Regions from separate parts of the Homo sapiens genome. Here region 2 is linked to region 1. The links are chromatin loops, found by intact Hi-C in ENCODE. Cell type or tissue: MCF 10A. All regions are shown on one strand. Links, peaks and the distances in the headings refer to the core of each region. The heading gives the core; the rest is flanking DNA.

Region 1 (2,500 bases), core at 1-2,500:
GGTTTCATAGAGGGAGCGAGTATGAACTGGGAATCTGAAGCCAACAGCTTGAATTGAATCCCGGCTCCAACACTTCCCAGTTGGGCGATAGTGGGCAAGTTACTTAAATCCTCTGCTGTTAAGTTTCTTTGTCTGCAGAGCATGATCTGCAGTACTCACCTCATAGGGTGGTCATGAGCTTATGTCAAGCACTTAGAATAGTTCCTGGCACATAGTAGACTCCACATGGGTGTGAACTTATTATTTTACATCCAGAAATTACTCCGTCATTTTAGTATTAAAATCAACCATATTCCCGTTGGACTAATCCAGCTGCAGAAGGTAGAAGAGCTTGCTGGCTCATATGTCTAACCTGGGTAAGTTGTCCAGGCTCTCAGGAAGGCCTGGACTGCAGGGGTGGTCCCTCTTCTACCCCACCAAAACCATTACATAAGAAAGCTACTCAGTATTGGCCTGTTTTTGCAGAATAAAAGCAGCATGCAGTATGCAAAGCATAGATGATAATCCTGCTGGTTGGATTTTTCTGGTTTTAAGTGGGACTTAAACTTTTCAGTAAAAAGTACAATTGAGCCATTGGCTTTATTTATTTATTTTGAGATGGGGTCTTACTCTGTCACCCAGGCTGGAGTGCAATGGCATGATCTCGGCTCAATGCAACCTCTGTCTGCCCGGTTCAATTAGTTCTCCTGCCTCAGCCTCCCGAGTAGCTGGGATTACAGATGCGCCCCACCATGCCTGACTAATTTTTGTATTTTTAGTAGACACAGGGTATCACCATGCTGGCCAAGCTGGTCTCGAACTCCTGGCCTCAAATGATCCACCTGTGTTGGCCTCCCAAAATGCTGCTATTACAGGCATGAGTCACTGCACCTGGCAGTTTTTTGTTTTTTTTTTTTTTAAATGATTCTTTGACATCTCAGACTGGCATAATCTTGGCTCAAGGCTGCCACTGAAGGGAAGTATGTTTATAAGAAAATTCAAAAATTCCTGTCTGCGCCACGGGTGAACTGCCTTGCTGAGCATGCACAGGGTGCAGAGTACACCTGGGGTCATGGAGAGTAACCCAGGCCATGCAGAGTCCAGGACCATAAACCTTTGATCTGAAAATGGGCAGGGAAGATGACTGATGCACGTGAGTTTCCTGGCTGACTTCCCAAATTCCATTACTCAATGTTTTCAAATGGGGAAAGGTTGCTTTTATATTGCTGATTTCTGAACCTGATGTTTAATTTATGACTGTTAATAGATAAAGCTATTTAGTACTGGGTGATCCACTAATTATTGTCAAAAAGTTGTTCCCCCCATCACATACCCCTTCGCTCTACCAGAGCACTTTTAAAAAGAAGAATATTGCTGGAGCCCAAATTCCTAATCTATGCCCATGGAATTTTCAGATGTTGTATGTATGTCAGTGGAGAGGCTTTTCCCACCTAGAGAGAGGTACATCAGTTTCATCAGATTGTCCAAATGGTTTTTGGCCTGAAAAAATAGTAACCACTGATACAGGACAGGGGTTAACACACTAGGGTTTATGGGCCAAATGCAGTCCACTGCCCATTTCTGTGTGGTCCACAAGTAAGAATGGTTTTTACTTTTTTTTTTTTTTTGAGACCGAGTCTCACTCTCACCCAGGCTAGAGTGCAGCGGCTTGATCTTGGCTCATCACAACCTCCGTCTCCCGGGTTCAAGCAATTCTCCTGCCTCAGCCTCCTGAGTAGCTGGGATTACAGGTGTGTGCCACCACACCTGGCTAATTTTTGCATTTTTAGTAGAGTCAGGGTTTTGCCATGTTGGTCAGGCTGGTCTTGAACTCCTGACCTCAGGTGATCTGCCCAGGTTTTACATTTTTAAGTGGTTGGGAACAAAAATCAAAAGAGTAATAATATTTCATTATACATGAAAGTTTAATGAAATTCAAATTTTAGCTTTTCAGTGGAATATTAAATGAACTCATTCATTTAATTATGGTCTCTGGCTACATTTGTGCTACAAAGGCAGAGTGGAGTAGTGACAGAGATGTGGACCACAATGCTTAAAATACTTAACTCTCTGACCCTTAATTGAAAAAGTTTTCCAACGTCTGGTCTAAAAAACTAATTTCAGAAAGCTTCATTTTTCTGTTGTGCTTTTCATACTTCCATTCTCTTTGCACAGATTTATTGCCTTTCTTGGGTAAAGTGTATTCACCTTTCCAGGTTCTCATTTAGCTCCCCTGCATTGGGCAGATGCAGAAGCGTCAGACTGGATGAGATGTCTCTGTTTCCCGGCATGGAAAGTGGCAGTTGCACTCTCAGCCCCTGCAGCCTGGCGGTTTGTGATGAGTGCAATGAGACCTGGCAGAGTGGTGTGGGAGAAGGAGGTTTCCAAGAAGACATCGTGGATGAGGGGACATTTAGGCCAAGACCTAAGGAAGTTAGAGCTTGGCAGCCACTTCAGGCTAAAGAGCAAGACTGAACAAAGAGGGGGCAACTGGGGAAACTCATGGTGTGTTCCTGAGAAT
Region 2 (9,286 bases), core at 3,641-6,140, 65 kb before region 1:
GTTGTGGAGGAATTTACAGACATGTTTAAGGGATTGGAAACAACAGAATCCCATTTGGATTTGAGGACAGTCTCACAGAGCAGAGTACAGAGAATTGATGGAGCAGTAGGAAATGAGGTGGGCAAGAATCCTGGAAGTCAGCACGCCAGCTAAGAAAAGTGCTGGTAACCTGCAGTCCTAAGTGGCACTAGGGACTGGGATGTGGGATGGCCGAGTCTGGCGACTGGATATGATGGAGGGAGAACACACTGTAGGCTACTAGGAAGGTTTGTTACGTTCCTCAGAAATATTGCAAGGAAAACACTGAGACAACTGATACAGCTCAAATCCCATCACGCAGAACTCCAAGGGGAAACAATTCTTGTTTTGTTTTTTTCTTGAGATGGAGTCTCGCTGTGTCACCCAGGCTGGAGTGCAGTGCCATGATCTCAGCTCACTGCAACATCCATCTCCCAGGTTCAAGTGATTCTCCTGCCTCAGCCTCTCCAGTAGCTGGGATTACAGGTGTACACCACCACACCTGGCTAATTTTTGTATTTTTAGTAGAGAAGGGGTTTCACCATGTTAGCCAGGCTGGTCTTAAACTCCTGACCTTAAGTGACCTGCCCACCTCGGTCTCCCAAAGTGCTGGGACTACAGGTGTGAATCACCCCACCCGGCCACGGAAACAATTCTAAATGACCACTCTCCAGTGATTAAAATAAAGATTTCTCATAAGTGCTAAAGTATAACTCTTCCATTGAAAAAATAAAAACAAAAACTGCAGCATCCAGAGGGAAAATCTCTAATAATGAAATAATCAAGCATTTTAAGACATTTATCTTTGAAGGGGTTGGGGAGTTTCAATCTGGCACCCTGGGATTGACAGAGGGGAAATCCATTTTTTCTCTTGAGTGAAGATGCAGTCATTCTATGATTTTTGCATTTTCTTGCCTCCCACAGGATGCGATTTACCCCTAGATTAGTGAGCCTGTTAGGTGTCTCCTTATGTTTATGCTGCACCATGCCATGAGCTACTAATTAGTTCCTTTATTAATAAGACTGTCTATGAGATGCACACAGACTGAAGAAGAGCATTCACTGTTTTGGATAATTCAGAGTTGTAAATTATTACTGTACCTGGGACCAAAATATAAACAGGGGAGGGGTTACTCTTGGACATTAGCCAGAACCTTTTCAAAACAAAAATATTTCATGTATTTCTTGGAGTTCTCATTATAACAGTCAACCCAAATTATTATCAGCCATATTTCATTAATTTTACATGTTAGCACTTTTTATTCACGTGCAGGGTAGTTTTAATTTTCTTACAGTATTTCTCATTGAAATATTGCAGTGGACTAAATGTCTGTGTTCCCCAAAATTTATGTTGAGACTCTCATCTCAATGTGCTGGTATTTGGAGATGGGATATTTAGGAGGAAAATAGGTCATGAAGGGGGAGCCTCATGAATGGGATTAGTGCCCTTCTAAGAAGAAGCCGGAGAGCTAACCTGCTCCATTTCTGCCACATGATGATACAAGAAGTCCTAGTCTGCAATTTTAAAGAGGACCCTCATCAGAGCTGAAGCATGTGGGCACCCTGACTTCAGATTACCAGCTTCCAGAACTGTGAGAAATAAATTTCTGTAGTTTATAAGCCACCCGGTACATGGTACTTTGTTAGAGCAGCCTGAACTGAGTATGACAAATGTATAGTCTCCGGTGAGATAAAGGAAGCGTTCCTAAACCTCCTCTACACAGTTTGCCTCTGACTCGTAGAACACAGTTAAGAGTTGTTTCATAAAATGTTATTGACTCCAAGGCTTATGGTAAACTAATATAAATACATTCATTTATATCAGTTACCATAATTATAAGGCTTCTATTTAATTACTGGGTACAAAATAATGTAATTATGTCATCAACGACTGGTTTATTACAGCGTTTTATAGCTGTATTTAAAACAGTTTCGAGTTTATCTTCTTAAGTGTACTGTGCCACTATTCCAATGTCAATTTTATATTTGACATAATATAGACTGTATTGTTTTATGAACAAACCTTAACATATTAGGTTGTATTACATTAAATATTTATTTTTGTAGGTCAAAAATGGTCAAGGATCACCAGTTTCATATGGCTCAAATATAATCTTTCCATGTATTTTTTAAATCCCTTTCCATTATCAGGAACCACTGCCACCCAATCATTAAGTAAAATGCCTAAACCAAGTAACATCCATATAGTATATACCCCATATGTTATCCCCAATGTCATTTTTTAACTCTCGTTAAAAGTAGTTCACCAATCCCTAAGAATTAACTTCACACAGGGGTGCCTGGGTAGATTCAAGGTCCAGAAATATGATTGTGTATATGCTTAAGAGTTTACGATTTGCATCATGCTGCTATAAAGACACATGCACACACGTATGCTTATTGCGGCACCATTCACAATAGCAAAGACTTGGAACCAATCCAAATGTCCAACAATGATAGACTGGATTAAGAAAATGTGGCACATATACACCATGGAATACTATGCAGCCATAAAAAATGATGAGTTCATGTCCTTTGTAGGGACACGGATGAAGCTGGAAACCATCATTCTCAGCAAACTATTGCAAGGACAAAAAACCAAACACTGCACGTTCTCACTCATAGGTGGGAATTGAACAATGAGAACACTTGGACACAGGAAGGGGAATATCACACACCGGGTCCTGTTGTGGGGTGGGGGGAGGGGGGAGGGATAGTGTTAGGAGATATACCTAATGTAAATGATGAGTTAATGGGTGCAGCACACCAACATGGCACGTGTATACATATGTAACAAACCTGCACGTTATGCACATGTACCCTAGAACTTAAAGTATAATAAAAATATATATATATATATATATATATAAAAAGAGTTTATAATTTTCACTAAAAGAAAGAATAAAGACTGGTCTGTTTTACAGTAAATTCTGTGTTTGAATAAAACTTCAAAGGGCAATTGCTGAACAGAAATGTCCTACTTACTAATCAATGCCTTTCAAAACAAAAGAGAAGAAAATGCTATGAAAATTGTCCACCAGCAATGGCTTCAATGGAGTATACGAAAAAAAACAGGCTCTTCTTGGGAAAATAGGAAGATCCATGAATTTTAATTTGAGAACCTGGTTTGTCCAGGTTTTATTTCACTCCCTTCAAAAGTGAGAATACTTTGGTCACTTCTCTCTCAAAGCAGCTGGAAGGCCTGCAGAAGACAGCAAGACCTCAGATGTAGAGATGCTGGCACACTGAACCCTTGCACTGCTGAGATCCAAGAAGGCGGTCACATCTGCTGAGGACAGAGGTCTCTGAGGGGCTAAGGGATGCCATAATTTGCTGCTGTAGCTAGAATGCCAGGTGTTTCACAAAATCTTTGGGTAGAAACTCTTGCCGTTTATACCTTTTATGAATTATATTTATATGAAACTCTATACTTGTTTAGCAATAGAAGTAGCTTGAATTTCTAGATTTGTTCTATCCATATGTGCATTCTCAGTCCTTGAAAACCCTGAGAAAGAAAAAAGAAAGTTTATAAATACAAATTAGACGAGGTAGTCCTTGCCCATAAAGGGTGTATATTCTACTTGGACAGAAAAGATGAATATACGTGAAAGAATTACAGAATACATCTCCTTACACAATTCCCCTCTTCCCTAAGGGCATTCATTATTACAATACACTTATATAGCACCTCCTTTCCAATAGCCCAAACACCGGCTGTAGAACAAACTGTTGAATAAATACTTGTCACAATCCCCTTTTAACAAGTGAGTCCATCTGGAAAACCAATTCGGGTCCTTCATTCTAATCAAGAACTCTTCTGATTTTGGGATCTACTTTAATCTTTTTATGATAGGGCAATACTTCAGAAATTAAGAAAATAAAGCTGGTAAAGAATTATATTAATGACAACTTCATTCTCACTCATTAAGCATATCATGTGCCCTTGAACTAGTGTTTTAGATATTCTCTATACCTCTTTAGTATTTACAATGTTATTTGCAAAGTGTTGCTCAAAAAAGACACTGAGGCAGAGTCTGAAGCAGCAACTTTCCCTAGGTTACAGAACAGTAGGGGCCTCAAGTCCATGTTCCATCTACTACACCAACATGTCTCTCAAATGTCAGTTACCAGAGAAGCCAGAGAATGGAACATGAAAATTGTTTGCATGTCCATGAAAGCCTGAACCACCCTTCCCACCCAAAGTTTTCAGTTTCTAGAAAAAATCTACAACAGAATTTTTTAATCTACAGGGAATTTTAAGTGCTCATTTAGAAAAGAAAAATGCATAATACACCAATCCGACAGGATTTACCATCACTCCTCCCTCTGCCTGGGTCATATGGAACCAAGGATACTCTTTTATAGTGTTTTGCTGAAGCTCAGGCTGTCTTGTCCCTGGTAAAGTTGTCCTCTTCCCCTTGTCTCAGATCTTCAGAGGGCCTCCAGGCCCTGTTGCACAACCTTCTTCTCTGTGAGGCCGGTGACCATCTGCTCACCATCCTTCGAACCAAAGCCCATTCATGCACAGCCATTTGGGCCACTGGAATGTTGACACCCAGTCTTTTCCTCTTCAAACTCAGTTGCAATGTATTTTTAGTTGCGTGGATCATATTTTTCAACACTTGAGTCATTTTTGTGTCTCTGCTTATTTTCCTCCTATTTCTCCATGTTGTGTAATATTCCTTTGAGTTATCTTTTCCCAAGGAACTCAAAGAACTTGATGATTCAGCCCTCCACCCACACACCGCGTGAGGCAGGAGACTCTCCCCCTTGCTTTTCTGAGGTACAAAACTGGCTCAGGTACAGCTCTATTTTTCCAGCTGTCAAGCAGCAGCTGACCAGATTTTTTTCTATGCACTAAAAATTGACACGCAGCGAAGTGTGCTGTGGTGTGGCAGGGTGAATACAGGGTCTCAGAAGACCACAAAGGCAAAACAGAATCATGGATCTCACAGAGTAGCAAAGACCCTATGCAGAGAAACAAACTTAACAATTTTCATATGTCCAGGGTCCAAGCTAGCTGCTAGAAATAAATGGAATAAAGCCTAATCCCTGCCCATCAGGAAGGAAATGACACAATGAATCAGCATTTATTCACTCAGTGAGTCAGTAAACACTTAATAAGCAATTATTATTGTGCCAGATATTAGTGTAGGCCCTAGGAGTATATCAGTGAACAACAGAGACAAAATCCTTGAATATTACTGGATAATAGTAGATAATTATAGGGCTCTGGAGTCAGGCCTCATGGGTTCAAATACTTGCTGTGTAATACTGAGAAGAGTATGTACCCCTCTGCACCTCAATTTCCTCATCTACAAAGCAGGGATGATAAAGGTACCTACTGCATGGGGCTGTTATGAGGACTAAATGAACTATTACAAGTAAAGAGCTTACCTGAATGTCCAGCACCTAGCACGGGGTCCATGAATCTTAGCAATTATTACATTAGATAATTGCATTACAGAGTGATGAGTGCTTTGTTAAAAAGCAGTGAGGCACAAGTCTGTTTGAGAGCACAGAAGCCATGCACCTTGCTAGGGCAGTGGGTGGGCAAAGCTTCTTGGATGAGATGGCACTGGAGTTGCGATCATTGACTAGGACCTTAGCCAAATGAAAAACAAAGGGAATGAACTCCAGGTGGAGGAAACGTTATGTTTGAAGTTTCAAAAGCAAAAGAGAGAGCAAAACAGAGATTGCATTTCAATTCTTAGAAATGAATGCATGTAGCTTAGTGTGTAGGTGGCGGGATGTTGGGGAGGAGCCATGAGAAGGAAGGCTAAGCAGAGACCAGAACAGGATAAGGGATTTGGATTTGATCCTGCAGCAGGGGAAGCCACTAGTTTTAAGCAGGAAAGTAATAAACGCTGCCATGGAAAGAAATGACAAAAGGAGAGGCCAGTTAGATGGGCTGGGCGATGACCTGGTCTGGAAGAAAGGAAGGCCTGAGCAAAGGTGGAAGAGAGACCATAGAGAGATGTGGACAATGAAACGGGAGATTAGAGAGGTCTGTGTGTGGGATAAGGAGTGAGCAGGTATCAAGGAGGACTCCTGGGTTTCCGGCTTGGGCCATGTGGTGGCGATACTCTCATGGAGGGAGAGCATGATGCAGAAGGACCTAATTTGGTGACTAGTGGGTAGGGGAGTAGTGTTGGTAATTATTAACCCTCTCTGGCTAATTTAGATTTAATAGGCCTATGAGTCATCCAGGTGGGGACCTTCCGGAGGCTCAGACTCCAGAAGAGAGATCCCAGCTAGAGAAATACAAGCAGAAACCATCAGCATAGAGATACATTTGAAGGCTTGGGAGTAACTGAGATGACTCAGTTCTTATCTCATTAAATCTCTGCAACTCTGGGAAGAAGGTTTTTAAAAAACAGCCAAGGGCACATAATAAAGGTTTTTAAAAAACAGCCAAGGGCATATAATTGGATTGCAGACCCAGGCTTGTCTAACCGTAAAGTCTTCGCTCCTTTGTCTTCTCCCTACGGCCTTGCAGGTGGCCTGGTGAATGGCTGCAAGAAGCAGCTGTCTCCATGTTGCCAGCTTTGGCACATGGCTGAGTTTACTCTATCCCAGAGCTGGTGTAGTTTCTAGAAATACAAACAATAGAGCATGGCTGCCACACTCAAAGCGAGGTCAGAGAGACAGAAGCTTAACAGATTGTTTTAATAAAATATGCTCAAGGCAGTGAAGGAGATGGGAGCAGGGCACACGTTTGGGAAAACTTTTGAGAATCGGGAAGGGCTTCTCAGCCTCAAAAGTCCTGATAAAATGCATATGTCAATCCTATCAACCTCCATCAAGTCTGTATATCAGAATAGACGAAGGTTTTCTTTCTTAATAAATTTTATGTATATAAAAGGTATACAATATATTATGAGATACATACATATAGTGAAATGGTTACTCTAGCAGAACAAATTAACATATCCTTTCATCTTACATAGTTACCAGTCCCCATCATGGCAAAAGCAGCTATATTTAATCCTTCAGCAAAAATCCTGAATGCAATACACCAGTATTAACTAGCGGCCTCAGGTTGTATATTAAATCTTTCAACTTGTTCACCCTACATTTGCTACTTTATGTCCTTTGACCTGCATCTCCCTATTTTCTCCCCATCCCCAAACCTGGTCACCACTGTTTTAGTCTCTATCTCTATATATTGCATGCTGTCACTTATATATGGAATCTTAAAAAAATGAAATAGGTTAGAATAGATGAAATTTGATAGCAGAGAAAGGGAGGAAGAGGTTGGGCCTTTGGAGGGGGACTGTTTGGAAGGAAATACTACAGAAGGGGATTCTTGGCATAGAAGAGACATTGAAAAAGAGGTGACAAGGCCTAGGAGGGAAACAGGGCACTTACAGCATGGAGCCAGGAGGACCACTACACTCTGAACATCAGATCCATAGCCCAGTGGATTAGCCTCCAGGAATTCTAATCTCCTCCCTCAGCTTCCTCTGGAAAATGCTTACATGGGGTTGGGGTTGGGGGCAGTAAAGCCTAATTATCTCAGACTTAGTCTTGTGTTGTTTGGCTAGAAAGCTCAGGTGGATTAACAACTGTAAACTGGTTTGTAAACTGTAATCCTGGAGATGTTCCTTATTTGTTCAAATTGATATTCCCAGGACATTTCCTGGTTTAGTAACTTCTCAATAAGTATGAGTCATCCTTCAGCTTCTCCTGAGATCACTTTTAGTGTATCTGCCAACATACTAATGCTAATACTCCGGTGGATATATCAGAGAGTCTTAAATATAAATATACAAATATTTCTAATGAAATCCTCAAAAAGTAGACATTGGAGCATGGGTGTTTTTTCTGGTCCCCATCAAAGTAAAAGCTTTCAACCAGCTCAGTAACAGGGTTTTTATGTGTAGGATTTCTTTTGAAAGACATTGGCTAGGTCTTTTACCATCTTCCTGCATTTCCGAGCATCTTTGACTATTATGGCTACTGTAGTCAAATAGCAGAGACACATCATCTGAATTATTAAAATAGTGTGGCTGAAAAAGGTGAGATAAATAATGGTAACACAGCTGTAGGGGTGGTTGAAAACAACAGAGACCGATGAATGAGACATGTTTGTTGCCAAAACACCGGAGTGGAACAATTATTATCAATGGTGTCTTAAATGTGTAAGATCGTCCATGGCTGCATCCCCATTTCGCATTGTGGAAATAAATGAAAACCACCCAAATGAGAACAAACAGGATTATTTTTTCAAGGTTTACTGTAGCAAGGGAGTCAGTCACCATCACTTAGCAGAGATTCGAAGGCAGGAAGGGCAGGGGGAAAGATTTATAGAGAAAACAGGAAAGGCTTCAGGTGTGCTCTGATCAAAGCCTGTTGGCATAAGAAACAGGAGGTAGGCTAATTAAAAGCAGGACATCTGACGAGATTGGTGTGGGGAGGATAGAAATCTTTTTCTGGTCCTGAGTTAGAAGCAAAGTTTACAATCCTGACTATTCTGGGCTGATTGCAGCAGAGGTTGTGGGGCAGAGTCCAATTGTCAGGTACAGTCTGGTCACTGACTGTTTGCATATTCAGTCTCTCAGCATTAAGATTTCAGAGATGAGACTGGGTATGGTGGCTCATGCCTGTAATCCCAGCACTTTGGGAGGCCAGGGCAGGCAGATCACTTAAGGTCAAGAATTCGAGACCAGCCTGGTCAACATGGTGAAACCCTATCTGTACTAAATATACAAAAACTAGCTGGGTGTGGTGGCAGATGCCTGTAATCCCAGCTACTCGGGAAGCTGAGGCAAAGAATCACTTGAACCTGAGAGGTGGAGATTGCAGTCAGCCAAGATCACACCACTGCACTCCAGCCTAGGCAACAGAGTGAGACTCCGTCTCAAAAAAAAAAAAAAAAAAAAAGATTTCAGAGATGAGCTTTCCCAGAATGAACTCGGTATTTCTATCATGTGCTGGAAGCAGCACTCTAAAAGAGCAGTGATACTCAGCTGATCCTGAGTCACTGACACGTTCATGCTGGAAGTGCGTGTGTCTCCAGAGCATGCATTCTGAATAAGGGCAATATTGCCCCCAAGGAATGAAAATTGGTTATTGAGGGCAAAAGCATCACTCTCCCTACAAGTGAAGCACAGAATATATATATATATATATATTCCAGATAGTGCATAAACATAAATACAATATAGTATATCTGTGGTATTAAAATTTCATGGAGGATGAGTAGGAGAAAAAAGTTTGAAAAATGCTTGGGTCAGGGAGGTTAGTGTAGAGAATAAATTAAAAA

Evidence for each region. A loop is a pair of places that touch in the nucleus more often than their neighbours do. Peaks named below come from ENCODE experiments on the same cell type or tissue, not always from the same donor. Only the 100,000 strongest peaks of a DNase experiment are listed, where the experiment ranks them.
Region 2: it touches region 1 in a loop (4-fold over the local background); 6 of 110 quality-filtered maps call a loop at or near these places.

The regions. Positions count from the first base shown.
Region 1 is chr2:162,026,456-162,028,955 of GRCh38, reverse strand. The region is part of intron 10 of DPP4 (dipeptidyl peptidase 4); the gene reads left to right. Among named protein-coding and RNA genes, the nearest start is that of DPP4, 47 kb to the left of the region's middle. RefSeq lists an enhancer at 2,021-2,190. In MCF 10A, for the core only: no CTCF peak of the experiment used is centred there; a DNase peak (open chromatin) is centred at 1,115.
Region 2 is chr2:162,088,681-162,097,966 of GRCh38, reverse strand. It overlaps the pseudogene EIF3EP2. Among named protein-coding and RNA genes, the nearest start is that of DPP4-DT, 18 kb to the right of the region's middle. RefSeq lists an enhancer at 4,044-5,243. In MCF 10A, for the core only: no CTCF peak of the experiment used is centred there; a DNase peak (open chromatin) is centred at 4,746.